3 separate regions of the Mus musculus genome follow, and regions 1 and 2 are each linked to region 3. A link is a loop called in an ENCODE intact Hi-C map of the cell type or tissue named here. Cell type or tissue: left cerebral cortex. All regions are shown on one strand. Region 1 has its middle 38 kb from the start of Zbed3. Region 2 overlaps Pde8b (phosphodiesterase 8B). Region 3 overlaps Pde8b (phosphodiesterase 8B).

Region 1 (8,000 bases), 210 kb after region 3:
TACAGGCTACTATCTTTATTGGACACCTGGTCTGCTCTCCCAGGAGTCTTTTTTGACAGTGTCACTGAGAGAGGAACAGTCAGGCAATCAATGCCTGTGCTGGCTGCAACAGGAAGTTCATGGCCTCTTGGAGAATTCCAGTGACTATAGTTGAGGAGCAATCCCCACACTCTCGCTATGTTCATTTATTACTCATGTCCCATGTGGCCAACAGATGTCCTCCCAGAATCCCCTGCCGGCTTCTCTGCTTTTAGCCACTGAGTTATATCATACCTGTACCTTCTATTGGTCAGGCTCCTCCTCTGTTCCCTGTCTATAGATGCATTCCCACTTATAACAAACCCTATGATGACCTGCTCTAGGTTGGGTATCTGTAAAGCAGTGACTTAGTACATACAGTTTGTAGGTAAGTAATTTGGGGGCATTGAAGAGAATGAAGGAGGAGAAGGGAGAAAAGCCGACGGATGCCTGTGTTAGCTGCAAGTGAATGAGATTCATCCACAGATCCTATCCTCACTGGAATGCGTGAGTGGAGAATTAGAAAATCATTCACCACATCTATTTATTTAAAGCTAAGCTTGCACTTATCCAACCGTCCCTAGAAACCTATCCAAGAGACTAAAACCATGAGCACCTAAAGATTTGTGTGTAAATCTTTGCATATCAGTCAACACTTGGAAATAACCCAACCGACACTGACAGATGGAGATGCATGGTCTAGTGAAGCCATACAAGAGAACTCTCCACACAGTAGCGACTTGAACTGCGGAAAGTGAAGATTGTCATTTTAATGTTAGGAATAAAAGGCAATTACATTCAAATGTGTAGACTGTTACATAATGCTATGCTTAGGTACCTGTGATCGTTTTGTTGGAAGAAAAACTCAATTAAGCAGATTGCCTAACTCAGGTTGGCCTGTGGCCATATCTGTGATGGATTGTATTGGTTGGGTTGGTTGGTGGAATACCCAGCCCACCGTGGGTAGCACCATTCCCTTGGCTTGGGTCCTCAGCTGTATAAGAGTGAAGAAGATGAGATAAGTTGCATGCATGCATGTATGCACTTCGTCCTCTTTCTGCTTTTGACTGTGAATATGAGTGGCTGTCAGGACATTCTTCCTTGACTGTCCCACAGTGATGGGCTATAACTTAGAATTTTAGCTAAATAAACCCTTTCTCTATTAAAGCAGACTGATCAAAGAAACTGCAAACAAAACTAATACCATACTGGATTCATCATTTTAGTTAATACTCATTTCTGGTCAGTTGGGTCTCTTTGTAGGACAGATGGACATCTGGACTGTTAGTTACTATGCCCCAGATTCTCTTTTAGACTGACTCCCAAGGCCAGGCAGGTCAGTGTGCTTAGGTCCATCATGGAAAACCCCACTTCTGTGTCAGACCCTTACTAATAGGGCCAAAAGCAGAACAAGCTAACCTAAGCTTCAATGCATCTTTGCACAGTTCTGGACTGGATTCCTTGAGTGTTAGTCCACTGTTTGCATCCCTTCTCACATCACCTGTATGCTTCACTTTTTGCTGAGGTCACCTCTGATCCCAAGCTCCTGTGGCTTAGAACATTCAATTCCTGCATGATGTCAGTCTGAGAACCTCATTTCCCTGTTGTCTGTTGGAAGTTGCCATAGGCCTTTCACTGGGTAGCACTTTTCACATCACGGTTAACAACATGGTAGATGCTCCTACAAGCCCAGTCAACAAGGACACCCTGGAAAGATGGGGCCAGGCCTTATGTAATCACACACAGGCAGCCATACTTGTCCCAAGCCAAACTTGACTTGTAAGAAGCCAGTCATGAGTCCCCTCCACACACAAGAGGAAGAAAGCATTCAGGGGTGAAACCAGAGAATGAAGATACCAGGGTTCTCGGTAGAAGTCCATCACAGCTTATCCTCTGGCCACCATTGACCTGTATCCTTCCTGCCTTCAGAAAATATTCCCTCTCTCCTAAGGAATTCAAGAATCTCACAGCATGCACAACCTGTTCGGCTGAGTTCACAACAACATCATACGAACAAGGTCCAGCTGTGGATGAGGCCCCTTGGATGTACTTCCTCAGTCTAATAAAACTAAAGACAAGTCATGTGTCTCCTAACTCCATGAAGGAACAATTTCAGTTAAACAGATATAGAAATGCCCATTTTAAAGAGAGAATGAAAAGAGAGTTGCTAGCCATTGTGGTGGGACATGTCTGTAATGCTGGCCCACAGGAAGACTGCAAGTTCTAGACCATCCTGGGTTACACTGTAAGACCTTGTCTAACAATGGAAATAGATTTTTAAAAAATTGCCAATCTTAAAGCCTGCAACATAATGGCTTCTTCCAGAATTCCATGGTAGATTATAAGGATGTAATAATTTCAGAGCATAAACCTCCAGGCTAGGTTGGTTACACCCTCTGGATCTTCCTTTTTTATAACTTTAAAAAAATAATTATTTAATATATGAGTATTCTGTAGCTATCTTCAGACAACACCAGAAGAGGTCACCAGATCCTATTACAGATGGTTGTGAGTCGCCATGTGGTTGCTGGGAATTGAACTCAGGACCTCTGGAAGAGTAGTCAGTGCTCTTAACCACTGAGCCATTTCTCCAGGCCATGGATTGTCCTGTTTTAAGGAATCTGCTTCCACTGGTACATTTTTGAGAACTACCTTATCGCTTTGTGCCCATTCCATCCATTTCAGTTTGATGATGTTTTTGCAGAAATGATTTTCTCAAATATGTTGTGGGTTTCCCACAAATTTCCTTTCACATAAAAGCTGTGACCACTGCTCATTTTGAGTTGAACCTTTATCTACCTAGATTCCTGCTGAGAGGTTGAAGCCAGCTCCATTAAGCTTCCAAATGACATCATCACTGGACAGGATCTGTGAGCTTTATCCCTGGTGTCTTGGGAGGGGCTTGCATATGCCTAAACTCCCTGCAGTATTAACAAAATTTGTACAATGTCCATTGGGGTGTTTTTCCCACTCTGGGCCAGAATTCATATGCATTAAATGCTCCAATGTAATTTTTTTTAAAAAAGTTTTTTCTCTTTTAATTTGGTTGGTTTGAGACAGGGTCTCTCTCTACATAGACTTGGCTGTCCTGGAATTTACTATGTAGACCAGACTGGCCTAGAACTCACAGAGCTCTCCTTGCCTCTGCCTTCAGAGTGCTGGGAGTAAAAGTGTGCACCACCATGCCTGACTTTATTGTTAATTTTAACTGTGTGTGCATTTGTGTGCATGAGTTACGTACCCACAGGGGCTCCGGAAGAGGTCAGATTCCTGGGGCTTGAATAGAGGATGCTGTAAGCCAAGGGAAGCAGATACCAGGACCCCAGCTCTCATCCCCTGTAAAGGTCGCGCCCGCTCTGAGCCGTGGAGTCATCTGTCCAGCCTCCAGCATAAGTTCCCAATGTTACATCCTTCCTTCTGAGGATTTTCAAAATCATGAAGTTCTGCTGCCTTTCATTGCTTGTCAGCTTCTCCCTGCCACTCCTGTCCTCCAGCATTTTACTGTGAGCACTGAGAAGAAAGCAGGTGGCACTTTCAATATTTTACTCTGGTGTCATCTCAACTGCACAGCCATACCCACCACCGCTTACCTCATGTGAGTGGTGTCCTCGAGATTCACTTGTGCCTTTCTGCCTTTAGGACAGTTATAGCATTTGAGTATATATATATATATATATATATATATATATATATATATATATATATATATATATATATACACATGTATATATCCACACATGTAAAGGAATGTATAAAGTCGTGCTTAAATGCTTGGAATTTTTTATATTTGCTGAATTCACGTTTTCTTTTTCTTTCTTTCTTTCTTTCTTTCTTTCTTTCTTTTTTTTTTTTTTTTTTTTTTTTTTTTTTTTTGGTTATTTTAGTACCTGAACTTTTTAGAAGAGCCCTGTTAAATGTATAAATGGAAGTTTAAATAGATGGTAAACAACAGTGACTGCCTGTCATGTACAGAGGCCTCTAGGAAGCTGATGAATTTAATAAGCTCTTTTCATTCCGGCAAGGTTTACAAGGAAGATAGGGCAAGCCACAGAACTGTGGAGACCAAAGCAGGGCTAGTAACCATTGCAAGTTCCCTGAGAGGATGCTGGCCCTGCAATGCTGCTGCCCTGAGTCCCTCTAGTGGCTTAGACTGCAAGGCGCACCTCTCTGAATACTTTGGCGGAGCAATCACTTCCCATGAAGTTAGACCGGAGCCAAGTGTGGTGGCGAACGCCTCTGATCCCCGTATCTGGGAGAGGCTAAGGCATGAGGATTAGAAGTTGAAGGACAGTTTAGGCTTCAGGCTGAATTACTATCTCAAAAAAAAAAAAAAAAAAAAATAGAAGTATTATCTGATCAACAAGATGAAAAGCAAAACCTCAGAAATTCTTCCTGCAGTACTTTTTAAAAATTTAATCTCTGCACAAATATTCTGTATGTCACCAGACACCGCAATCCTTTTGATGATCTTTAATGATTGCCAATTGCCTCCTTCTAGCATGACCTTCTGTCCCTGCAACCTGGGCTCCTTGCCCCCACACTTGCCCTCTGGCACTGCTGGGCACGGTTCTAATCACCATTCTAATCTCTTCTCTACCTGACAGCCTTGAAAATATTTGCAAATGGCTTCTCACCTGCCCCCTCACCTCCCAGGCAACACACAGTTCCTTCAACTAATCTCAGCCACTAGGTTCTTCTCTCTGTCTTGGTTGTTCCTTTCTGGGTTGTCCACACTCCTCTGAAGACATGCTGTCTATCAAAGACCTGCCCCCAACACCAGAGATGTGACCCGGTTATATCAAGTGTCACCGAGCAGTTACAACGATCTTGCCAGCTGCCCTACCTCCAGACCCCATTCTCTGAGCAGCATTGTCACAGATGGACTGAAAGCTGAGACTGCCCTTATGTGGCTAGGCCACACTTCAATCAACTTCACAGAAGCCGTACTTTGTCCTCTTTGTCACAAGCCTAGAAACGCTTCGCATTTTTGGATCAGGCTCATGAGTTTACAGATATAAAAGAATACAAACAACTGTAAGTAGACGGCCAGGTCTGCATGAACTAGACATGCAAACAATCAAAGAGATCAAAAGGAGTCTTGGGAATGAACTGGCTCCCTGGTGCCTCTTGGGTACTTGGAGTAGGTCTCTGACCTCTGGGTTGGCAGATGACCAGCCTCAATCCCTTCCTCCTCACTTTAAACTCACTGCCTTCGATACTGCCCTCTGTGGACACAGGAGAGAGACTCGGTGTCAATAACGTAGCATCCCTTGATAGTGTGAAGACTGATATTCAGTCTACGCACATCTCTCTCCTCTGAGCTAATGGAGACTTCTCCCTGAAGGGCTGTTTTTCAAAACCTTTCATCACTCACTTCGTCTCCCCTGACTCCACTCCAATCTCACCATAGCATCCTGCACTTATGGGCCCCAAGTCTGAGCAGTATGCTCTAATGACCTATATTGGCTATAGATTAAAAGAGTTATCTCTGTGAAAATATTTCCTTTATAATACAGCTTGCCGTAACTAAGATTTACATGCCTAAAGACTCCTTGGAGTATAACTAACGGGTAGCATTTAAAACTTTCTTTGTAGATCATCTGGTTTGATATCCGGGCCCATTGTCTCACAGCACCAATGTTGTGTCTGACACTGGGTCTCCCAGCCTGCCATCAAGAGACGACCACAGGGCAATAATGGTATCGGCTGGGTTTGGAGAGTAAGAATCCTTTTGTCTTGGGAAGAAAAAAATAAACTATGGGGGGTGAGATGGCTTGGTGGATCAAAGGCTTGACACCAAACCCGACGACTTAAGTTCAACCCTTTGGACCCACATAGCAGAAAGGACTGACAGTTCGTGTTGTTCTCTGGCTCCAACATATGCACTATGGTATGTGCACACACAGGATAAATGAAATGTATTTGTAAAACAAACAAACAAAAAGACTAGGAATTGCTCTCAGCAGGGATATTCTTTTTTTTTTTTAATGACCTTTACATTTTTTATTTTCCTTTTATGTGTATATATGTGTATGTGTGTGTGTGTGTGTGTGTGTGTGTGTGTGTGTTGTCCCTGCACATATGTCTGTGTATGATGTACATGCCTGATGCACTAGAAGGCCAGAAGAGAACATCAAGTCCCCTAAGACTAGAGTTACAGGTAGTTCTAGGAGCCAGCCACCATGTAAGTGCTGAGAATCAAAGCCAGATCCTCTGGAAGAAGCCAGGACTCCATTACATGGAATATCTCTCTCTCTCTCTCTCTCTCTCTCTCTCTCTCTCTCTCTCTCTCTCTCTCTCTCACACACACACACACACACACACACACACACACACACACACACACACACACACATACACACACACACACACACACACACACACATCTTTATCTGGCCTTCATCATCTTCTTTGGATCTTTATCCCAGTATCTGACCTTTCTATAATCCTATTGCCGCTCCCCTACATACCCCAGGATGCTGTTTTCTTCCAGCCATCCTATAGACTCAGTACATCTTAGAACCTATCTCACAGAACCCAAGCCTCTACCTCCTATTGAAGCCAACTTCAGATGAGTGTTTGAGATATCTCACTGAGCCAATTGCCTTAATGAATTCTTAGTGATGCCTTTGCTTTAAATAGGTGCTTAGTCATCTAAAAGGTTGCCATCAGGATGGGGAGATGGTTCAGTTGATAAAGTCCTTGCCTTGAAGGGTATGAGAAACTGAGTTTGATCCTCAGAGCCCATGTAGAAATGCCAGGCAGGGTTCTGTGAGCTTGCAATCCCAGGGCTGGGATGTGAAGGAAGATCCCTGGGACTCACTACCAGTCAGTCTCACATAAGTGATGCTCTCCAAGCCAGAGATCCTGTCTCAAAAGAGGCAGATGGCATCCTTGAAGATGATCCCTGACTATGTCTTCTAGCCATCTCATGTGTACCTGCACATAAATGAACATGCACATGCTGTCATTAGAGGACATCAGAAGGTCACAAAGATGAACAAAATGGACTCCACAAGAGAGGATTCTTGGGAAACATGGACACCACTCTGGTGGACTCACTGTGCTTGATCCACAGCGGCGGGGAAACAAAAGGAGAGAAAACAGAGAGATTCCATTTGGGAATCTCTGCTGACTGACACCTGCTTTCCAGAGGCTCCCACATTCCTCCATTTATGAGTCATAGATTATACACTTGCTTGTCAGTAGTTCCAATGTGCTTAAAACTGTCCCTATTTGGGGCTGGCTGGCTAAGTGGGTAAAGGTACCTGCTGCCAACCCTGGCGGCCTGAGTTTAATTCCCAGGATTTACAGGATTCACATGACAGGAGACAATGGATCCTACAGTTGTCTTCTGATCTCCTCACTAATGCTGTGGGACACACAGACACACAAGACACACAGACATAGCCAGATACACACACACACACAAAGAGAGAGAGAGAGAATAATACTTTTTAATGTGAAACTACCTTTACTTTGATAAACTGCTAAATAAAAGCAGCCACACACCCCTTTCTTTATATATTCACATAAAACTCTAGAAAAAGCAAATTCATCCACATCAATAAAAGCAGATTAGTAATTATCCAAGGTCAAAAGAGGAGTGTGAGGTGTGATACCAAGAGACCTTGAATGTAATAAAGGTTTTGTGAGTGATTGCATGTGGCAGGCTGCAGAAGTGTCCAGCAAGGCACATGTTAAAGGCTTAGTCCACAGCCCCTTGTGACACTGCGCGGTGTTTGAACCATGGAGAGGTAGGGCCTACTAGGTGGTCTTCTGGTCATATGGAAGTGTTCCCGGGAAGAAGGTCTCAGAAGCCAGACCTTTCTCCTCACTCTCTTTTGCCTCTTAGCCTCAGTAACGTGAACAGTTTCTTCACTCTGCACCCTAGTTGTGGTATACTGCATTGGCACAGGCCCACACTGTAGGAAACTGACCACAGACTGACCCTACGAACCGTGAGCCAAAATTCAACTTGC
Region 2 (8,000 bases), 77 kb after region 3:
CTCTACTGATGGTAGCAGGTGACTGGGGAAGAAAGAGAAGAGACCAGTGCTGGTAGCAACTGGCTCTGGCTGCTACTGATAATGGTTAGCTGGGCTGCCACTGATGGTGGCCAGTGATTAGAGTAATCCCCCAGCAGATTTTTCTCTGAGGGACTAGAACTTGATTCATTGGGGCCAACACTCCCTGTGACCTGTGAGAAACTCTGAATTCTTTAAACTCTTAAGGGGCTAGCGAGGAAGAAAAAAGAGGGAAAATCATGCAAGGGCATACACAGACTGGATGAAGCTAAGCAAGCTCCAACCATCTTATACACATACACACAGACACACACACAGACACACACACACTTAGTGGGTGGAGCAAAGCTCTAACAAGCAAGCTCTAACCATTTTACATATACACATACATATATGCATACATACACAGTTGGCAGATGGAGAGAAATTCCAACAACTTTATTTTTTTTATCTTAGCCTTTTTATAGCTCCTAAAAAAGTTCTCTACATAAGAAAAAGAATTATCACATTTAAAAATGGATTAGATGTTACACAAGAAGGAGTTACAGCAAGATTGTTGATTGTGAGTTCAAAGAGGTAGTTTTCTTTCATTCCATAAGCTCATTATAAGTTCAAAGCAATAGTTATATATGTTCATGGTGTTACTTTATCATGGTGCACACCTGTTGCCTCATCCTTGGACCTGACCTAGAGTGAAAGTTGTCTTTGATCATTTTGTTCTAAGCCTATTCTTCTTCCTTTTTTAAAAATTAGGTATTTTCTTCATTTACATTTTAAATGCTATCCTAAAAGTCCCCCATACCCTCCCCCCCCCACACTCCCCTACCCACCCACTCCCACTTCTTGGTCCTGGTGTTCCCCTGTACTGAGACATATAAAGTTTGCAAGACCAAGGGGCCTCTCTTCCCAATGATGGCCAACTAGGCCATCTTCTGATACATATGCCCTATTCTTCTTCCTAATGCAATGTGCATACTTGTAACCTACAGAAGCTCACTCCTTTTTAACGTAATATACAGACACACAGACACAGACAGACAGACAGACAGACAGACAGACAGACACACACACACACACACACACACACACTAACCTTTACTATTCCACAAGGGAGAGACATACTCTACTTCTGATTCTAACTTTAAACTTTCTACCAACTGTCATAACTTCTTAAAACTGTTTGAATCAAATCAACAATTCATAAATCATAAATTCATCTAAACAGCATTAATCCATGATAGTTCATCTTCATGTTGACCTGCAGAAAATTTGCCCAATGGGGTGGGCTAATACCCAGGAATCAAACATAACTGACTACAGGCAGAAGGGGTCTTTCTTTACCCAATCACGCCCTGTCAGAACAATGAGGAACACAGCAATGGCAAACATAAGAAGGTACATCAAGAGCAAGAGCAATCCTGGCACAAAGGCCCTGGGGCCATGCCTTTCCAGGATTCACCCATCACAGACATGCAAAGCAGGGGGCCATCTCCAGGAAGCTCACTTGTCTACTGCAGCTCCTCCTGACCAATGTCTGCCAAAAGCCCATCTACCACTCACAGCATAACAACTTGGGATGGAGGAAGGTGCATAGGGAAGGTGGCCCAAACAAGATGGTGGATGGCTTCTCAGAAGAGACCACTCTGTCATCAGGTGTTTGAAAGATTATGTCACACATAAATGAAAGCATGTGTACCTAATGCTGTAAAACAGGGCCCGGTCAAGGCTAGCAGGCTATGGTTGGACACTCTCAGGACAAGTAACCATTAGAAAAGCCAGAGTCAACCGGGATCACCTGGGCGTTCACTCTGGAAAGTACAATCATACCATCTTTCCTGCAACCATCACCTAGGTTAGCCACAAGCTGGGAGTTAGCAGATGCCTCCAACTTCCAGAAACTTTCTAGTGACACAGCCCATCCTATTTCTCTGGGTGTGGCTATACTTCTGTTTCTGGCCTCTGGCCTCACTTGACAGCCAAGGACAGCAGAGATCTAGACAAGGGTTCTGAGACTGCCGCCTGTGTACCTGTCACCTGGATCCAGTTCCTGTCAAACAGCCTAGCTCAGATGATCTGAGATGGGATCGAGAGCTGACGTTTCTAACAGAATCCCAAAGACTGGAGGTGGAGCTCTAAAGGATATAGCTCAGTGATGGAGTATTTACCTATCAAGCTCCTAGATGGTGCTCCCAGGTAGTCCTAGGAGGTCTGAGGATCACCCATTAGTTCTACAACAAACTTCCAGTGGCACTGACTATACTCACCTTACACACTGCACCTGAATAACCAACACTGAGTCCTGGGTTTCTCACCCCCAGGATGTGAAGTGGCTGCTATAAAAATGTCCTTTCAGGACAATCTTGTGTCTGGTCGACCTTTTGGACATGATGGCTATCATTGGGAGTAGAGGACACCTTTGGGAGTGTGCAGGCAGAGACATTTCTACTCCTTCCTCCCCCTCTACCCATTCTTGATTTCATTCCTTTTCACCTGCTCCCAGGTCATGTCCAAGCAAGTGTTCCTACACTTAATTTTTCCTAAATATCATTCTTTCTTACCTTCAAAAACATTTCTCTTGCTCTTCCTAAAGAATTAGCTACCCCTGCAACCTCAATCACTACCTTTTGCATTTCACAGTTGAACTTAAAATGTGAAAGATGCCTACGGTTACATTCCCTGGATGGCCCCATCACCAACTCAATAACCCTTTATCTTTAGGGAGCTTACCCCCACCAATGATTGGGAGCCATGTGCCCAACTAGCCACCATTGACTTTCCAAAAGAACTTATGGTCTCCTATAGCCTGCCATGTTCTCTGACTTTGATCTTAGTGGTATGTTACCCAGAATGACTTGTGACAAGTATGACAAGTACAGAGCCTGGGCATTTAAATGCAGTTAAAACATATCCCCTTGCAACATAGACTCCCTTTATTAGGGGTTACATCATGTTGTTCAAAAAAAATGTTCTAGGATTCCCCATCCAAGTATTCTCATGATATCCACTCTCCTAAGAGACAGGGCTCAGTGCTTGGGGCACCATGTAGTGGTGGGAATGAAGGTTAAGGGTAACACAGTAGGAAACTGGACACTAAAGACCAAAAAAAGCAAGTGATGTTATTTAATGGCAGTGGCAGTTGCCAACCCTTTGCCCAACTAGCTCTCCCACTCCTGATAACTAGCCACCCTTCTGCTGATCGCTTTTGTAACCTGGTGAACAAGGATAATCACCATGCTAATTCAGCACATAAACACGTACTGTTCTGAAAGATAATCTCTTCCAGGAATCTGCCCATCCATGTGTGTATCAGGGAACATCCAATTCTAATCTCTGACTAAATGGTTTCCCAATTACCATATAGACACTGGCCTCCCCTGAACCTTCCTCCTGACTGCTCTCGTTCGTGATCTCTTGGTAAGTCTCTTCTACAGGGTAAGGAGCCCTGGGAAGGTTGACTTAATTATGCCCATTGTCTGGGGATTGGGTCAACATGACGACTGGCGAGACTTGTGAGACAGAAGCACGGATCAGGATCCAAGTCTGGAGCGCTTCAAGAGTACAGGTGTCCGCCACTGCCGCTGGTGCAGGGGAGTAGCCACAAACTCAGAAATGAAGCAGGTCTTTGATTCATGTTTTTTCATTTTTTTTTTTACAATATCATACATGAAGGCCATGCTCAGTGACCCTTTTCACCCTCATCTCCTCAAAAATTTTTCTCATACGGTCATGCCTATTTGTATTGTTTTATGACCCACCCAGGTTACTGGAACCATCTATGTGACCATGGGTTTAAGGTTAGAACCTGGCAGGTTCATCAGTGTGTATAGCACTAATGGCAGCCATTCACTCTCATAGAAACTATCAATAATCTGTAATTCAGAGAGGTAAAGGCTAGAGCCCTGTGAACCCCTACCTAACTTGACCAGTTGTCTCGTGTGGGCCCAGTGTAACAACCCTGTGGATCTGAGATAGTAGTGGCTGTACCTGTGTCTAGTCTAGGGAATGGCAGTTTGTAGCCCTTTACCCCATCTTCTGGCTCTTACATGCTTCCTGCCCTCTCTTCCACAGTGTTCCCTCAGCCTTAGAGGGGTGGTACACATGCCTTGCTGGGCCCACGACCTGCACTGACTCTCTGTATCCTGGCAGACGTGAGTCTGCCCTCGGTACCTTTCACTGTCATGGGAGGCTTCTCTGAGTGCCTCTGGGGGCTGCTTTTGTCTAAGGCTGTCAGCACAGGTATTGGCAGGGAGTTTGCTGCTGTTTTTCTTGCTATTTTTAAGAGTGTACCAACCCTGTAAGTGGGAAGCCAGTGAGTGATTCACTCAAATGATCAGCAAGTAAATCTGAATGAGGGGGAAATGTCCCGGGTGGGCTTAAAGGACACAGCGTGATCAAACATTGCCAACTTGGAGAATCTCATGACAAGCACACAAAGTGGGATGCCTGGAACAAGAGCCATGGGGTGACTCTTGTTCTTTTTTGGTTTGGTTTGGTTTGTTTTTTTCCAAAGCTCAACTCAGCACCACATGATCATCATCATTTGTCAAGTGAACGTCTCCAGAGACACAGATCCAAGGAATCCAAGAGGCCCATGCTTTATCCTGGGGGCCATGTTCCTACAAGCACAAGGCATTAACAAGGATAAGAAAGAGATACTGACAGCCCTTGTTATTCAAGGCAGGTGCATTGGGTGATGTCATAAGGTCAAGGAAGAGGTCAGATGAGGGTGATGTCTTCAGTGAGCCAATTGTTTTCACAGTGACTGAGACCCTGTTCTGTTAGAAATTCAAGTAAGATATTTCTGCAACACAGAGGCTGTGAGTCAATCCCTTGAAGAGATCTTACAGAACAACATGTATATTTACACGATGAGTTGGCTGGTGGCTTATCTTTACATCAAAGTCACTCCAAAAACCGAATTCATAGCTACTGAATCCTTGCTCCTTGAGATATTATGGGAGTGTGTTGTTGCAAGCCTCTCATTATATTTTCTCCAATGATCAATATGTTAACTTTGTTTTATGCTTGCTTTTGTTTAAAGAACTCATCAACTATTGCTGATTGATCAACACTGAGCTCAGTGCCAAAAGCACTAGAGCCTGCTCTTGCAGAGTGCTCTTGCGCTGGTATTTTCCCTGAAGGTCCATCATGGCCTTCTTGCACGTAGAAGGGAAGATGGTATTTTAGGCCTGCATTTGGGCCCATTTTAGACATGATGTCAGCAACAAGGAACATAGATACGGGGTGGGGGTGAATGGCAGTAAATAGACTGAGAAAAAGGACAGTTATTTTCGTTAGGAGAGCTGAAACGAGAAGCTGGGCTGGGAATGTTTGCCTGAAACGACACAAATGTTTCTCAGTTCCACCTGTGCCCAGAAACAACTGCAAAGCATTGCCGTGTTGGTCCTGGAATATACAAATGGCCAACTACAAACACCGGAGGTAAAATTCAACAATGGAAGTTACTGAGTAAATCCTCAAATAGAGAGAATAGAAGGAAGGGAGGGAGGGAGGGAAGGAAGGAAGGAAGGGAGGGAGGGAGGGAGGGAGGGAGGGAGGGAGGGAAGGAAGGAAGGAAGGAAGGAAGGAAGGAAGGAAGGAAGGAAGGAAGGAAGGAAGTCTGCTGCCCTTCCAGCCCAGAGATGATTCTGTCCCCCAGCAGGGCATTAGGAATGCCAGGACCCCCTTCCCAGAGATAAAAATGGCCCACACCAGGAATACCATGGATACTAGGACCCTCCAGAGAAAATGCTGTCCCCCAGCAGGACATCCATGGAAACTAGGACCCCACCCCAAGAGATGATGCTGTCTGCCAGCAGGTCACCCATGGATGCTAGGACACCCCCCATGAAGCTGCCCCACAGCAGGGCATCTATGGAAACTAGGACCCCCCAGAAACAATGCTGCCCCCCAGCAGGGCATCCATGGAAACTAGGGCCCCCCAGAGACAATGATGCCCCCCAGGAGGGCATTCATGGAAACTAGGACCCCCCCAGAGACAATACCATCTCCCAGCAGGGCACCCATGGATGCTAGGAGCCCTAGGCCAAGCCCATCAGATTTAGATCATCAACTTTTCCTTCCTGGGTGGAGGCATCAAGTAGATTTGAGCTGAGTTCTTCTAAGGATGCAGGACCACAGTACTTCTTCACAATGGGGATGTCACCAAAGAGTACTTCAAATGTGAGAAATGAACAATTAAAAAATTGACTCATCTACAGAAGTGTCTCAGTGGAACCCATTATTTTATACAGTTCTGCTTCTAATTTTAAAAACGTCAAAAATAAGTATACAACTAGTCTTTAGAACAGTAATAACTACTTAAATTGTGATAAATATGGACAGAGTCTCCTCTTTTAATATATTCGCCGGCTACTTCTTAGCACTTAGCTCTGCTCATCCCACACCTCCTTCTGCTTCCTCCTCCACCTGCTACTCTGAGTGGGCTCCACTCCATAGCACTTCAAAGTAAGCTGGTTCCAGGAGTACACACTTGATGCAAGCCTTGAGTAAGGGTTCACTCACACTTATAGGATTGGCATTCCCCTGTATTAAAGTAGATGGTAAAAAAAAAAAAAAAAAAAAAAAACAAAAAACCTAGTGTTGGCCAAGATATGATATAGCTGCTTTACAAAGTGGTCTAACTCCTCAAAAGGCTAAATCCTGGCATATACCCATGGAAAATAGAAGCAGAAGCTTATGCGTGAATGGTTATGGAAGCATTATTCAGAATGTTGAAAGTGTGGAAACATCCCACAGGTCCACCACACGCCAAGAATACAAATGGAATGTGGTGATGCGCAGAATGGAGTGTGACCCTTCACAAGGGGGATGATGCATCGACATGCTCCAAAGGGAAGGAGTCTTGAAAACATGCTAAAGGTACTGCCAAGCACTAAAAGGTACATTCTACATTGAGTCCAGTGTATGACGTGCTCAGAGTAGGCAAAGCCCAGAGGCAGAACATAGGCTTGTAGCTTTCATGGACTGGGTGATGGTAACAGGAGAAATAGATAGCAATGGCTAATGTAACACATGATCTATTTGGAGAAGATAGAATGATTGAACAACTCCGGGAAAATACTAAAGACCATCACGTTCTGCACTTTAAATGGGTGAGTTGTATATGTAGATGAACTATATCTCAATAAAGCTTCCACAGAAAGTAATGAATAAATTAGTAATTTTCATCAGGAATTTTGTTGTCTGGTCATTTAATAGAACACCTGTTACTCACAGCAACCAGCACCTTTCTGATCAACAAGTCAAAACGTACAAGCGAGTAACTGCATCTTCTGATGGGCGGGGAGGGAAGCCGGGCAAGGGGGAAGCCGGGCAACAAGGTCATGAATTTGATCCTCCATAAAGGAAGATTAAATTTTTTTTCTCTGAATTACGAGAGTCTGAAACAGCATGCAAGAAAAGATTGTGGCATAAAGCTGAGTACCAGAGGGTGAAAACCTTTACTCGCCTGAATAGGAGCCAATGAACAAAGGCTTCTATTAACTAAGAGATGTTCCAAGAAGCACAGTGCGATAGCAGATAGATTACTCAACCCCTTGCAAGATCAGACAGAGTTTTACATTGCTCTTAACTCCTTAGAGACAAAACAGTTCCGGTTCTCTGACATAGTAGCAATCTGCCTTGACTAGTGTCAGTCATCAAAGGTGAAGAAAAAAGAAACAGGAAACAGGAAGCCATCAACAGCCAGCAGGGTGATTCCCAACACTCACCCTTCCACCCTTCAGTGGCCTCAGGGACAAAAGTGATGTGCCTTGGAAAATCATCCCTACAGCTGGAGGTTCAGCCAACAGCCACAGGACTTCAAGCCAGACTCCTGGATGCAGACACAACTTTCTCCCACAGGACACCCCAACAAGGGCCATTCCTGAAACCCTCTTAGGCATCTGCTGGCACTTTACAGTCCAGGTGTGACACCAGAGAAGCAGACAGCCTGAGAGAGGTGGCAATGAACGGAAAGG
Region 3 (8,000 bases):
AGCATCCCTTCCCACAAAGACAAATTTCAACCGTATTTCAAAGCTTTTCCTCAGTCAACACCTCTTCATGATGTCATCCCCTGCTTCCCAGCAAGGGTAACCCAGGAAGGCCCCAGCCAGGCATGTGTAGCTCTTTGCAGCCATGCTTCTGACCACTTTGCTATTGAATCCTGACTCTGTCACTGATACTCCACATGACACCTGGATGTGTTTCTTGGCTGCTCCAAGCCTCAGTTTCCTTGTCTGTCAGAAATGATAACAGCATCCTCACAGGGCTGTGATGAGGATGACAGGAAGGTGACAGCCAAGCACTGGCAGGGTACAGGCTGTGAGGGTAGAGGAAGGTAGGCACAAGTTTCCCCAAATGCCTCGTTAATGGACTCAAGTGAGTCTAGTCACAGAAGAGACGGGGACACAGGGACCTGTCACCTGCCATGACAGAGCAGATAGGCAAGTGTAGCCCTTTTATCCATGCATTGGTTGCTTGCTGGATGTTCTGGAGACTAATAGTTCCTTCACAAAGGGGACCAGACACTTAGAGGAGGAGGACAGTGACTTGCAGGAAATTGCTTGCCCACAGGCTCGCTGCAAAGCGCAGGTGTCTACGGCTAAGTCTATCATAATTTTACTGGTATGAAGTGGAAGTCAATAAACTCTGGCCAAGGCCTGACTGGTTTTTAAAAGCAACAATGAAACACCATTGGCATTGATTGGCACCTGGTCTGCAGTGGCCTTTCACCACAGTGACAGATCTGACCTGTGTAGTTATAAATTCCTCAGGTCCTGATTTAAAAGATGCATGTGATATGTCACTTCTAAATACTATGACATTTAAAACGCTCCTTTTGTAAATTCTACTGTAAATTATAGCAACTGACTCTTACAAAATGCTTTAGTTGTTATTGCTGTTGTTGTTGTTGTTGTTGTTGTTGTTGTTGTCTTTCCTGGTGTGTAATGTGATCAGATGATAGTTGTAACTGATGAGTGAAGCTTCAGTTTGAATGCTAGATGATATTTTTCATTTACATTAAGAAGTGACTCAACATATCCAGACCTTATCAGGTCCTTACTGTGAAGTGGACGCACTCTGGCGGGTGGGCCACTAGCTCTGCTCTGTTATATGACATATGTTAATTTAAAAATGAGGAAGCAGAACTCTCAGACTTTCCCATCTCAGCCACTGCTCTGAGAAGCCAGCAGGGGTCCTGACCTTGGGGGTCAGTTGGGCTCTCTGTCTCTGTCCCCCACTTCCCTTGCCCCTCCCCTTCTATAAATGCTTGTGTTTAAATCTGTATTAAAATAGTTTCTCAATAGAAGATCAACTTTGAATCTTAAAATATCGGGTCAAGGGAATGAATAGATATGCATAATGATTCAAATGACACACAACATATAAAAGAGGGCAGCCTTGAAATTTAAGGGAGATTTCAGAGCAAAGACCGACCTCGCCAAACGCCACCAGTCTCGTCCCTTGAAATCTTACTATATCAAACACATTAGAGATAAACAGAGAAGATTAACTTTTAGGAATCTGATCATTTCCATCTATTTCCCTCCCACTCCCAACCTGCCTCATCTTCCTTAAATCACCACATCTTTCCCTGTGCTTCAGCCTCCACCCATTACCAAGGCTCACTTCAAAGGAGCATCCCTGCTGGTGTATGGCCTTCCTCTGGAAAGGCATGCTGGGATCCCCACAGAGGCAAACCCAGTTTCCAGCTCAGACTCACAGCTCCTTCTCCTTCCCTCATCTTAGCACTACCGGCTAAGTGCCTTGTAGTGCTGTGGCACAGAGGACATGAAGAAAGAGCAGAGAGGACAAAGGAGCCCCATTATTGCTGCCTTGCCAGCTGGGAGGCCTGAGCTTCATTGCCAGTCTATTATTACCTGGGCAGTGGCTCCCACTGCGGTCGGTGTGGGTTCCCCTGTGTCTTCATCTGGCGCAGCACTATCAGACTTCTGAGTCTCATGAAGCCTGTCACAACCAGCTTTATCAGACGCCACCACCACCACCACCACCACCACCGTTACCAGACTACAAATGTTTCTCCTTAGAGTCAAGACCTTCTGGACACACAATCCTACCAGGAGTTACCACAATACCACCAGTGTTCCTTCTGTGTCCTCCTTCCCTGTCATACATTCTGTGCCTTCTGTCCTCAGCACCCCTGGCTAGGAGAGGCTCCATTCAGTGCTCAGGGGCTGCCTGTTCAAAATGTGGTTTTCCAATATTAAAGGCCTTTCCTTAAATAGTTTCATATAAATATATAAGAAAGCTAAATGAATAAAAAATGTGGATAGCTTTGTTGATTTAGTGGCTTTCCCAAGTGTATCAATAAATATTTCAGGACACCTGCTGTAAGACACATTCATCCTAACTGCCTTGTAGCGTGTCAGAGACAGAAAGCACACTCTAAAAGGAGTGGCCACTCTCAGAGGCCACTGGAGTTGGAGTTTCAGTAGCCTCTCTCTTCAACTGTATGGAGTCACACTCGGATGTGCACCTTGAAGCATAAGCTGATACTGTTTGTAATGCCATGAGAGGCATGATGCTTTTATATATGGGCCAAGCTCAACATGGAATCTCTTTGGCAGGACCAGTGTTCGGTTAGCCATGAGCCAGGGCTAGTTGCTGCCCCCTGAGTCTTGAAGCCACTGACCTAGGCCAGTAGCTTTCAAACAAGACAAGGTACTGTGACCCACCCTGGGGGACATTCCAACTTCACAATTCTAACACCTCCCCCTCAAAAATAATCTGTACCTTAAAGTAAGGTTTTACTGTGGTGGGCCACATTAGTTCTCACTTCTGTCCCTGCTGTCCTCAGTGTGTTGATACTGTGATGCCCAAGTGTCAGTGCCCAGGCTGGTGTCAGGCTAAAGTAGGCACAGTGAAGCTGCCCAGGTAGCCTAGCTCATTGAGTCTAACAGCTGCTCTCCATTTAGAGGTCAGGTGACTGGAAACATGAAGGGAGATTGGGGGGAGCATCAGAGGGTTCTAGAAGTGGGGTCCCCACCTCCCAGCTCTGTGAAGCACTGTGTGACATTGGGCTAGAGCATTTGCCTTCTGCCCTCTAGCAGCTGCTACTTTAAATGGTTGATTAACCAGAATATTTTGTCTGAGCCTGGCTTCTTTGTTCTCCTCACAAATATACACAGTGGAAAGGGAGGCTCTCTCCAGAGAGCTATGTTCTCTGACTCTTTAAGAAAATCACTTCCTATGGAATGGGGAGACATGGGCGCCTCCCCAGTGGCTTCTCCATAGCCCCATGTGTCACACCTCCACAAGAAGACTAGGCAACCTGGTGAACAGTGCACTGTAGCCCTGTCCTCCTGCATGCTGGCTCCGCATGTGCTCTTCCCCTTGGATTCAAAGCACATTGGCTTTGGGAATTGCCATGTTCACCCTATTGTCATAGTCAAGAAGAGGAATCGAACACTCAGGCATGGAGGGATGGCAGTAAAGAGGCCCCTCTGCTTTCAACAGGCTCCCTGCCTTAAGGCCAGACTCCAGGCCAGCTCAGAGGGAACTGGCATGGTGATGTTGTCTTTAGCACCCCTTTCTCTGTTCGAGTCTGACTGGACCAGGGCTGCACCAGGCTAGATTCCTGCAGTTCTACATACGGTTTCTGATTTAGAGCCAGACCTTGTGAGAAGGCAAATGGATCAAGGGACCTAGGATTTTACATGCTCTATGTGGTAGTAGAACAACTCTGACAGGCTCTGAGACGGGACAGTGGTGGCATGAAGATAAAGGATGTCCAGACTGGGTAAGTCTGGGAAACCTAGGCTGTAGGTGGCATAAGCAAGTGGGAAATGCAGGAAAGAAAATGACCTTTTACCACCAAGGTCGGCAAGTATCTCCTGTAGAGAGTAAGACAGTAAATGATGGAGGCTTTGTAGAGCCAGAGGCCTCTGTGTAGTTGTTCTGTTCTGGTACATGTAAAGGCATGGGAAGAGAGCATGGTCACGCTCCAACAGATGCTTTCCTCAGAGTCCTCAGGCCTGGGGTTTGATGCCTGTACAGTTTCAGTTTTCTCTCCCTCTGGGTTCCACTTTGTTTAATCTGTTTACCTGTCTCAGGCCCATGGCTTCTGGGTGCCCATACTGAACTAGGTGGAGCTCTGGGGAGCAGGTGTGGGCAGCAGACATACTTTGGCTTATCGCTCAGAGCTTACAGATTAGAAAGAATCTTTGGTGATGACGAACACGACCAGACGTGAGCTCTCTGGCACACAGCTCCATTCCCTGCTCAAATGCTAGCCCATGCACTGGTTGAGTGTGACATCAGAGCTGGACCCCAGGAGCAGAAGCTCAGAACAAATGCCTGCAGACAGGCCGCTCTGCTCCAAGAGCCCTCCCCAGCCCTGAGCAATCTCCATGGCTTTAGCCTTCTTTGGGGAGAAAGAAAAGGACTGTAGCCAGCCAGAGGGACAAGACGCTTTACTATTGGAAAAAAATCTAAGAGTCTCAGGCCTGTGCAGCACCATTAGGTGACGTCAGTGGCTCAGGGGATCTAAGCTCTGTGCTTTCACTCTTCTCAGAACAGCAACTGATTCATGGTAGCAAAGGGGTTTCTATTTAGAGCTGCAGAGGAGAGGCGGCCTCCGTGTCCTGGCATCCTATGCTAACGGCCTGCCCGTTCCCCGTGGGCAGCAGGCAGAGTTCACAGGAGGCCAGGACTGAGACACTCTACTTTCCACAAGCTAACCAATGTCCCCAGGCCTACTATGTACTGGCAGCTGGGTATACAGAGGCTGTGACACTGCTAGAGAGCAGAGGGCAGTTTAGCACACAGACAGCTATGACAATGGGGAAGGGAATAAAGGGGCCTAGATTCTTGGGCTGAGTCATGAAGCACCAGTAGGAGCTGGGGCTGTAGAGGTACAGGGGTTGATAATGGGGGCACTGGAAGTTGTTTCACTAGAGGAGAAACCCTGGAATGAGCACGAGTGAGGAGAAGAGAAGGAAACTGCCTAGCTTACAGCTCCATCCCTCACTAAAATGCAAAGTCATGAGCTGATCTGGGTGTTGCATGGGGCCTGGCCAGGAGCCACCATCATGGCTTCTGTAGAAAGACGTGCTGAATCTTAGACCAAAGACCTAAGTTGTTCCTGCTTAATTTCTGGCATGAGAATGGATGCTGCTAAGTCATTGTGTCCTCTCTTGTGGATCCACATCCTGAAAATGGTGGCCGGCACTACTTTATGTGTATACAGTAGTCATCTCTAGATGGACACCAGGGTTCCATGCCCCCGTCTTGTCCTGTCTCATGCAAACCTCATCCTTCCTCCTGGTATGGATGTCTCAGTGAGACTGCTTGATGACGTTTGGTCCCTATGACCTATTCTCTTCCTTCCCACGGTCTCCAAGGTCTTTCCTCTCAGCACGAGTTATTAATACATCCTTCTCTGACCCTAGATTAGGTTCTCAGTGGTGAAGGAAGCATTTTGGGTTGGACTCAATCTTATGAGCAAGGTATGGCCACAGATACTTTTGTCACCTGGGGCTCCATGAAGCTCGCTCCACCCAGCCCCTCTGCCCGTCTGGAATTCTCTCTCAGAGGAGCCCTGAGGGCTTCCATCTTGCTGCTAGTTCAGCTCCCTCACCTGGCCACACCTCTCGCTCCCCCTCAAGTCCCCACTGTGTGAGAAAAGAATGGGATTTTGCCTTTGAAATTCCTAAAAGACACTGCTCCTTCTCTGATAGCCACGGGTCATATTTAACACACTCAAGGTAGCTTGCTCATAGCCATATTTATTTCATACTTCATACTCCATGGATTATAAGGTATGATATGGAAGCTACATGAGCAAATGGTAAAACTATAAATCACACACACACAAAAAATACCTGAAACACTACTGTAACACTATAAAACTACCTCAAAACATTCTTACATCTACCAACTTGCTAAACTCTGCTACTTCAGAAGACAACATTCAAAAGAAATGATGTATGGGGAAAGAAAATCACAGTGCTAATTTGGAGTGGTTCTTATTTTGGCTGCTAGCTGGAGGCGTGACTGCTCGCAGGGGTATGTACTTTCCTTTTGTTTAAGAAATTAAGATGGGAAATGGGACTCTTCTTTTTTAGTTTTGAGGAAGCATCTTATGTTCCCTTAAAATATCTTAGCCTGGAGAGAGCCATGAGGCATATAGCATGAACCAGAGCACACACTCCTAACAAAGCAAGACAGGCTTGTGGAGAACCGAAAACCAAACCAAACCAAACCCCAAGCAGCTGCCAGAGGTTTCCCCACACACCTTTTTAGTCAGCAATTACAAGAAAATATGGAGAAAGACAAGTGGAGAACAGGGGTGAGAAGGACGCATGGGCAAGCTGAGGAAGCGGCAAAGGACACTGAATACTGTACCTGCTTGTTACTGTCAGTGGTACAGCACAGCTTCTTGAGGGAGACAAAGTGCCTAATTTTCCTAATAACATAAACAGTCAGTGATTAGTGAGCCAGGCGGGAGAATAAGGCAACAGGTCAGCACACGGACAAGTCTCCTCGATGCTGAGCTCCAAGGCCTTCCTCACGCAAATATGATCACAAGCCCCGTACCCCCGAGGAAGCCTGGCTACTGTGGACGTACCACCCTCGTGGGCCTGCCATTTTCAGGGACTGACATGCCACCACAGGAAAGCCGGCTTTCATTCGGCTGACACAAACGTCATTGCTTACATGAAAAGCAGAAGACTCATTCGGAAAGTGATGAGATTTTGTTGGTCGCTGTTTTTCTCTCTTAAACATCCTATGCTGAGCACTGTGGCTCATCGTAAGGATGGCATTTGTTGTTTTTGTTGTTGATTTTGTTTTGTTTTGTTTTGTTTTGTTTCTTGTTTTCTTGGTTAGAGGAAAAAGTGCTCTGATTTAAAAGTCATGAATCCAGGAACTTAGCCTGTGGTCTTGCTCATTATCACAAGGAAAATGGGGGGGTTGGGGGGGAGGCACATGGCCCTGTGTAATTAAGCTCAAGGTAGATCTTACCCTGAGGGTACAGCTCTGACTTACACTATGGAAGCCTGGATACCCAGAAGCCTCTGGGGCACCCCTTTCTATTCTCTGTCTCTTTCTTCTTCTTCCTGGTTCCCTTTACCCTGGAGGATTCTCTGAAGAGAACATGGGAAAATACTGATGGATCTTACAAGACGAACGTCACCCAAGCGAGAAAGAGTAAAATGTCCCTATTTTTAATCTGAATTGCCTCTGAGAGCTCGCTGCCTACAATTAGGGAAAATCACACAAAATCACGTCTGGATAAAAGGACTTTTTTCCCCTCATCTGTCAAATCAGGAAATTTTATTCTGATAGAAAGTACCAGGCAGTAGCATGTCTCCTCCACATCAGCTGCCCACTGATTCTAGTCAAACACTGAACAGGACTCAGCTCCCCTTTCCTAAGAGCGACCATGAGGACACCATGTCCGTCTCAGGCACCCACCATCTTCCTGTGGCTCTCCAAAGGCCACTGCTGGGATCTCTGACCCGAGGCAGTGTCTGTGGGAAAGGCAGGCTGCTTCTCCCTATAGTGGACAACCTTGCTCAGGAGCCCTTCAGAACCTGCAACTCTCAGAGGTCACCCAGAGAGGAGTCACAAAAGGACCACTAGGCCGGACCTCTCAGGAGGCTGGAGAACATTTCAAGCCAATCCACCAAGGAAACTTGGAGGGAAACAACCTTCAAATCAATGGGTGATCTGACGGGATGGGCTGGCTTTGCAATCACGTGGAGATCTGAAATCAACTCAGGTGGTCCTGAGAACCATGTGTGGGAGGGGCTTTCTGGTTCCAGGTAACCCCCATCTTATTTTCTTTGCCAGTATGTCACATATCATGTGTCCCTTCCAGGATCAATCCACCAGGCAGTATTGACCTTCATGCTGGCTGCGAGGCCCATCAGTGAGATATAGTTAGGGGTCCCATCTGGCTGGCACTCTGAGACTTCCCTTAGAATGCAACGCAGAGAAGGAAAGGGAGTCCTATGTTTTATTTCTCATG

The links. Hi-C counts contacts between places; a loop is a spot of excess contacts. Peaks named below come from ENCODE experiments on the same cell type or tissue, not always from the same donor. Only the 100,000 strongest peaks of a DNase experiment are listed, where the experiment ranks them.
Region 1: it touches region 3 in a loop (1.8-fold over the local background); 2 of 42 quality-filtered maps call a loop at or near these places.
Region 2: a loop joins it to region 3, with 4 times the contacts of the local background. A loop is called at or near these places in 3 of 42 quality-filtered maps.

The regions. Positions count from the first base shown.
Region 1 is chr13:95,283,042-95,291,041 of GRCm38, forward strand. No RefSeq gene overlaps it. Among named protein-coding and RNA genes, the nearest start is that of Zbed3, 38 kb to the right of the region's middle. In left cerebral cortex, a CTCF peak has its summit at 4,163 (motif pointing left); DNase peaks (open chromatin) are centred at 4,152 and 7,168.
Region 2 is chr13:95,153,945-95,161,944 of GRCm38, forward strand. The region is part of intron 1 of Pde8b (phosphodiesterase 8B); the gene reads right to left. Among named protein-coding and RNA genes, the nearest start is that of Pde8b, 65 kb to the right of the region's middle. In left cerebral cortex, no CTCF peak of the experiment used is centred here; DNase peaks (open chromatin) are centred at 4,462, 4,864, 5,263, 6,458 and 1 more place; H3K27ac peaks cover 2,076 bases.
Region 3 is chr13:95,076,741-95,084,740 of GRCm38, forward strand. Pde8b (phosphodiesterase 8B) reads right to left here. Exons shown (of 22, transcript NM_001374003.1): 10 at 6,374-6,434. All of the region lies in intron 1 of Gm41025 (a long non-coding RNA gene), which reads left to right. Among named protein-coding and RNA genes, the nearest start is that of Gm41025, 30 kb to the left of the region's middle. In left cerebral cortex, no CTCF peak of the experiment used is centred here; DNase peaks (open chromatin) are centred at 4,575, 5,012, 6,071 and 7,287; H3K27ac peaks cover 4,523 bases.